Linked DNA regions of Homo sapiens: region 1 is linked to region 2. Evidence: chromatin contacts called from ENCODE Hi-C data. All regions are on one chromosome and are shown on one strand. The core of a region is the stretch at or near the end of the contact, and the rest is flanking DNA. Distances in the headings are between cores, read along the strand shown. Region 1 overlaps PDZD2 (PDZ domain containing 2). Region 2 has its middle 28 kb from the start of SUB1.

What was found. Hi-C counts contacts between places; a loop is a spot of excess contacts on that map. Pooled maps may share reads with other maps.
Region 1: a map of mammary epithelial cell shows a loop between it and region 2 (5-fold over the local background). The contact joins two enhancer-like sites. A Hi-C loop is called at or near these places in 5 of 168 maps with a recorded cell type or tissue (K562, OCI-LY7, mammary epithelial cell and 2 more), 2 of 37 single-sample maps with no recorded cell type and 10 of 50 pooled maps.

The regions. Positions count from the first base shown.
Region 1 is chr5:32,094,143-32,096,842 of GRCh38, forward strand. All of the region lies in intron 21 of PDZD2 (PDZ domain containing 2), which reads left to right. LOC105374711 (a long non-coding RNA gene) reads right to left here. Exons shown (of 4, transcript XR_007058716.1): 4 at 1-2,700. Among named protein-coding and RNA genes, the nearest start is that of GOLPH3, 79 kb to the right of the region's middle. Within about 2 kb of position 1,380, at least 4 of the 41 ENCODE cell types and tissues checked have a DNase peak (open chromatin) inside an H3K27ac peak, as active enhancers do.
Region 2 is chr5:32,612,003-32,614,702 of GRCh38, forward strand. No RefSeq gene overlaps it. Among named protein-coding and RNA genes, the nearest start is that of SUB1, 28 kb to the left of the region's middle. Within about 2 kb of position 1,254, at least 3 of the 41 ENCODE cell types and tissues checked have a DNase peak (open chromatin) inside an H3K27ac peak, as active enhancers do.

The DNA.
Region 1 (2,700 bases), core at 130-2,629, 520 kb before region 2:
GTGTGAGTGGACCTGTACAGTTTGAGCCTGTGTTGTTCAAATGTCACCTGTAGAAGAGCATCTGAACCCTGGAGTACAAGGAATTACAAATAAAATCTTTCAGTAAATCAGTTGTGACAATAAACATTGACAGAAGAAACCACAGGTTCACATCTAGGATACTAATCTGAAGATCAATTTCTTGGGGCTATACGTAGAGATTTGAACCCTAATGAATGAATATTTTCTATTTAGAGAAATAAATATGAATGTTTCTTTAGTGGTAGTATACCTGGGTCACTGAAGTCATCTAAGAATGCTGTTCCAGAAATTCAAATATAGAGGGGCTGTGTGGTTTCTCAGCCAACAGCCAGCCTTGGCACCTAGTAAGGAGTTGGCCAGGAGGCGAGGAGAGAGGTTGGAATAAAGGAGACCAGTCCCTTCAGGTTCCACTCCCTTCTGATTCTCAGCCGCTGATTTGGGTCTGTGCAGTTAAGACATGCCTTGACAGGAGGATCATCTGAGGCCAGGAGTTCGAGACCAGCCTCATCAACATAGTGAGACCCCTCATCTCTCAAAAAAAAAAAAAAAAGATTAAATTTAAAAAATTAGCCAGGCGTGGTGGTATATGCCTGTAGTCCTACCTACATGGGAATCTGAAGCAGGAGAATCACTTGGGTCCAGTAGTTTGAGGCTCAGTGAGCTATGATCGTGCCAGCGCACTCCAGCCTGGGTGACAGAGCAAGACCCTGTCTCTGAAAGAAAAACAAAATGTCTTGAGATGCTAAGCACTTCCGCTTTCAGTAAAAGGGAATAGCCCCTCATCTCTCTTCCTCCTCCCACTTGTTATTACAATAAGGAAGGATTTCATGTGTGAAAGTCTCATTCTGAGACCACCAGTCAAGGGGGCACAGGTGGGGTCACACGTTGCCAGGCCCCCTTTACCCCAGACATTTTAGTGTTAGATGAAATGTCAGAGGAGAAGACCAGACTGTCCAGCCAACCACAAGCAAGATGTACATCTTCAGGAACCTCAAACAAAGTATGGCCAGCATGCCACAGTGCTGCCCGAGGGTGGCTTATTCTAGGGCCTTCCTCACCCCCTACTACTCACGCTCACCACGAGGCAGGGTTGTGGTTTGGTTTGAAGATCATTCCTACATATCAGAACACGGCGTTCTTTTCCCTTTATTTTCTCACTGTCTTCAGAGAGGAGCGTTGAGCAGGGCTATCCTTACTCTGCCATCCTCAGTCTAGAAGCTTCCTGCCTTGCTTTTTCCAATGAGTATGGTTTGCAGGTACTAAAAATAGAACTGCACAAAACTATTTTCTGTGTCCTTGGCAGTGCTGTGAGAGATTCGAGGCTTCGAGGCTGAAAACAAACCCTGGCCTCCTGACTTCAACACACCCAAACCTTGGAGAGCTCTTGATGGTTGATCTGGCCGCCCTGAGACTGTGCTGAGGCTCTCAGAGGCAAAATTTGGCGCAATAGTCAGCTTCTAGCATATCTGTGTCCTTAAACACCACTGGAAAAAAATGTGAATACATTGAAATTTTTGTGATTTAACTTGTCCTGGAATGCAGGAGGGCCTCATTTTCTTTTTTTTTTTCCTTCTCCTTTTTTTTTTTCTTTTCTTGAGATGGAGTCTCGCTCTGTTGCCCAGGCTGGAGTGCAGTGGCGTGATCTCGGCTCACTGCAAGCTCCACCTCCTGGGTTCACGCCATTCTCCTGCCTCAGCCTCCCGAGTAGCTGGGACTACTGGTGCCCGCCACCATGCCCGGCTTTTTTTTTTTTTTTTTTTTAGTAGAGACGGGGTTTCACCGTGTTAGCCAGGATGGGCTCCATCTCCTGACCATGTGAACCACCTGCCTCCGCCTCCCAAAGTGCTGGGATTACAGGCGTGAGCCACCGCACCCGGCGTAGGAGGCCTCATTTTCAAATATTGTCTCTTTGCTCCCATAAGACATTGAAATATCTGAGAAGTGTTCCTATTTTCAGCACCACATTACCTCCTAGAAGCTGGACAAAGACCATTTACTGGGTCCCGTATTCCCATTTTTGTTTGGAAAGCTTAGTCAACCTCTTTCTCCCCATCAATCCGTGTGTGAGCATACATATGGTTGAAGGTGCCCATGAAGTCAACCTCCCAACTCCCCCAAAAGTTCTGCGGGACAGTCTAGGTTTTGGTTTGAGTGAACTTTGGGGGTTTTTTGAGACAGAGCCTCACTCCATCACCCAGGCTGGAGTGCAACTGGCATGATCTCCACTCACTGCAACCTCTGCCCGCTGGGTTCAAGCGATTCTCCTGCCTCAGCCTCCCAAGTAGCTGGAATTACAGGTGTCCGCCACCACGCCCGGCTAATTTTTGTATTTTTCAGTAGAGACGGGGTTTCGCCATGTTGACTAGGCTGGTCTCGAACTCCTGACCTCAGGTGATCCGCCCGCCTTGGCCTCCCAAAGCACTGGGATTACAGGCGTGAGCCACTGCGCCTAGCCATGCTATTTTTTTGGCATCAGTTAATTAATTGTACCTGAAATCCAATGATGGGGAGGGAGATGTAGAAAACATGGCCTTGATATGCTCTTATCCTGCCTCTTGCCACTGACGCTTATCTTTCTGCTGTTGCTAGGACTGGCTTTGCTAAATTGTAGACTTAAAGAATTACAGAATAAAGGATTCCCATCATGATCAAATTATGTACTATGATTTTTTTTTTTTT
Region 2 (2,700 bases), core at 4-2,503:
CTGCCTATCTCCACGCAGGGATGATTTCCAGTGGCTGCTGTTCCACTGCATTCTCCTTGACAGAGTGGGTATTCATTCCTAGCACGTTCAACCCCAAGCAAAACAAGGTCAGAGTTGGATGGGGAGATTTACAAGTTTTTGAGGACTTGGGCTGACAAACTTGAAGAATGGCCAGAGCAAACTCTCGAGGCAGGTACACAAGTTGGAAATCAGACTTCTAGTCACAAGTGGCAGGCCTGGAAACCTTGACAAGTCATCTCAAGGGATGATGTCGACCTTGGCCGTAGACAGGTCTGCATTCTTGATGTCAACCTTGGCCATAGGTCTGCATTCTTGTGGTCTGCCCTTGGCCATAGACGGGTCTGCATTCTTCTTGCTGTCTGCCCCAGTGGTGCAAAAGTCTTAGAGGGGGAAGAACGTATTGAAAGCTAAAGGCTTTGACAATTTATGTGTTGGTGATAAGCTGGTCTTTGTTAGCACTGTCCTAGTGAGGCTGAAGGAATAAGTTTCTCTGCTGAACTTTCACATAGGTTGTAGCTGTGGCAGGGCTCATCAGGGTTGGATTCTCAGATCTCTTAATGGAAAGCTTTGATATATTTCATGTGTGTTTTTAAATAGCATTCAATGTATGTTTAAATATAGGAGTGTCCTGTGAGTGGCTCCCGGGGAGCAGCCGGAAGTGTTGTACTCGGCTGTCTATTGTGTGTGGGAGAGTCTTTCTGTTGACTGTGGATCTCATATTTATGAGGACTGCATGCAAGGATTGCCTCTCGAGGTCTCGTTTATAGATTGATATCAGCCAGGTATTTTTCAGAATTCTGTTCTGCCATTCCACTGCCCTCCTGATTCTGGGAGATGTGGGCATTGAAAAGACTTTGTAGATTTCCTTTATAATTTGGCCCGGATGTGGTTGGCTCCTGTCACTATTATTGAACAAAGGCTCTCAAATAGTCTTCTTGATATAACAATAGTTGTAACAGCTTTGGTGTTTAGAGATTACTTCTATTCAGCTGGGAAGCCTCCCAACAATAGGCAAAACATGAAAATGTCTTCATTTGTGTAAGTCAACTTCAATTATTTATAGATGTCCCCTACAAAGGAGAGTGAGTTGCCTTCTCTGTGGACTTGATAGATAGGAAAGGTCTGACAATTCTGCCCGTCTACACTGGAAAAGCGCCTTATCACTTATACACTGCCAAGCGCCTTATGACCAGCGTGCCATTGCAAAGATCACGCAACCAGCCAGGAAGAAGATCCTTGGGCGCCACCTAGTGTCCATCTCGGGAATATCAAAGGCGACTGCATTGCTTCTCAAATTGTGGTTATTTCCAATGGGTTGTGGATCACTACTTTTGTTAAATACAAATAAATGATTAGAAAAGCGTATAAAAATACAAAATACAAGTCTGAATGTTTTATTATTAGATTTAGCAATAATATTTTAATAAATCAAAAAACGTGAAGAAAAAGTAAAAACTGCACAATGTTCATTATCAGTATAAACAAAACTAAACAAAGAGTGAAATGGTGGAAATAGCCATTGAAATACCCACATTAAATACCTAGACTAGTTTTGAACAACATGATATATATCAATATTTAGTTTTTAATGTGATAAATGAACTTGTTTCTTGTTAAAACTTAACTAGATTGAGTTGATGACAGTCACAGGGGATAGTGTCTATCTAAACTGTTTCTATGTTTTGTTTTAATAATATGTATAGTAAATAAACCAGCTCACAGGGAAATATTATCAAGGGTGGGGGAAGATACTTTATTTTATTTTTTGAAACAAGGTCTCACTCTGTCACCCAGGCTGGAGTACAGTGGCTTGGTCATAGCTCACTATAGTCTTGAACTCCTAGGCTCAAGTGATTCCCCCACCTCAGCCTCCCAAGTAGCTGGAACTACAGATGCATGCCATCATTGCTTTTTTTTTTTTTGACTTTTTGTAGAGATGGGGGTCTTGCTATGTTACCTGGACAGGTTTTGAGCTCCTGGGCTCAAGCAATTCCCCAGCCTTGGCCTCCCAAAGCGTTAGGATTACAGGTGTGAGCCACCATGCTCAACCAGGATATTAATTTTTAACTTTTATATAAAATAAAGTGAGGCTATATTTTCTAGTATTTTTCTTCAATCCTTCATAAATAGCCAACTCTAACAATTGGCTGAGCATGGCCAATTGGAATGCCATCAGTGAAGTATTTCCAAAAGCACTATTCTAAACACAATCCAAACTTGATTTCTTCAACAGTGGGATTGTGAGTTTACCAGGAACATGAAGAAAGGTTATCTGGCAGTGTTAGTGCACATTTGGTAGCGTTTGTTAGTGTTAGTGTTAGTGCAGGCTAATACTCACTATGTGCATGGAGGCTTCATAGGTCCAGTCGGCGGGCGTGGACTTCAAATAATCTCCACCTCCCGGGTTCAAGCGATTCTCCTGCCTCATCCTCCAGAGTAGCTGGGATTACAGGTGTGTGCCACCTTGCCTGGCTAATTTTTGTATTTTTAGTAGAGATGGGGTTTCGCCATGTCGGCCAGGCTGGTCTCAAACTCCTGGGCTCAAGGGATCCACCTGCCTCAGCCTCCCAAAGTGCTGGGATTACAGGCGTGAGTCACCGCGCCTGGCCAAGTTCTTTTTGTTTTGAAATAACTTCAGACTTTAAAGAAAAGTGTAGAAACAGTACAAAGGATTTCTGT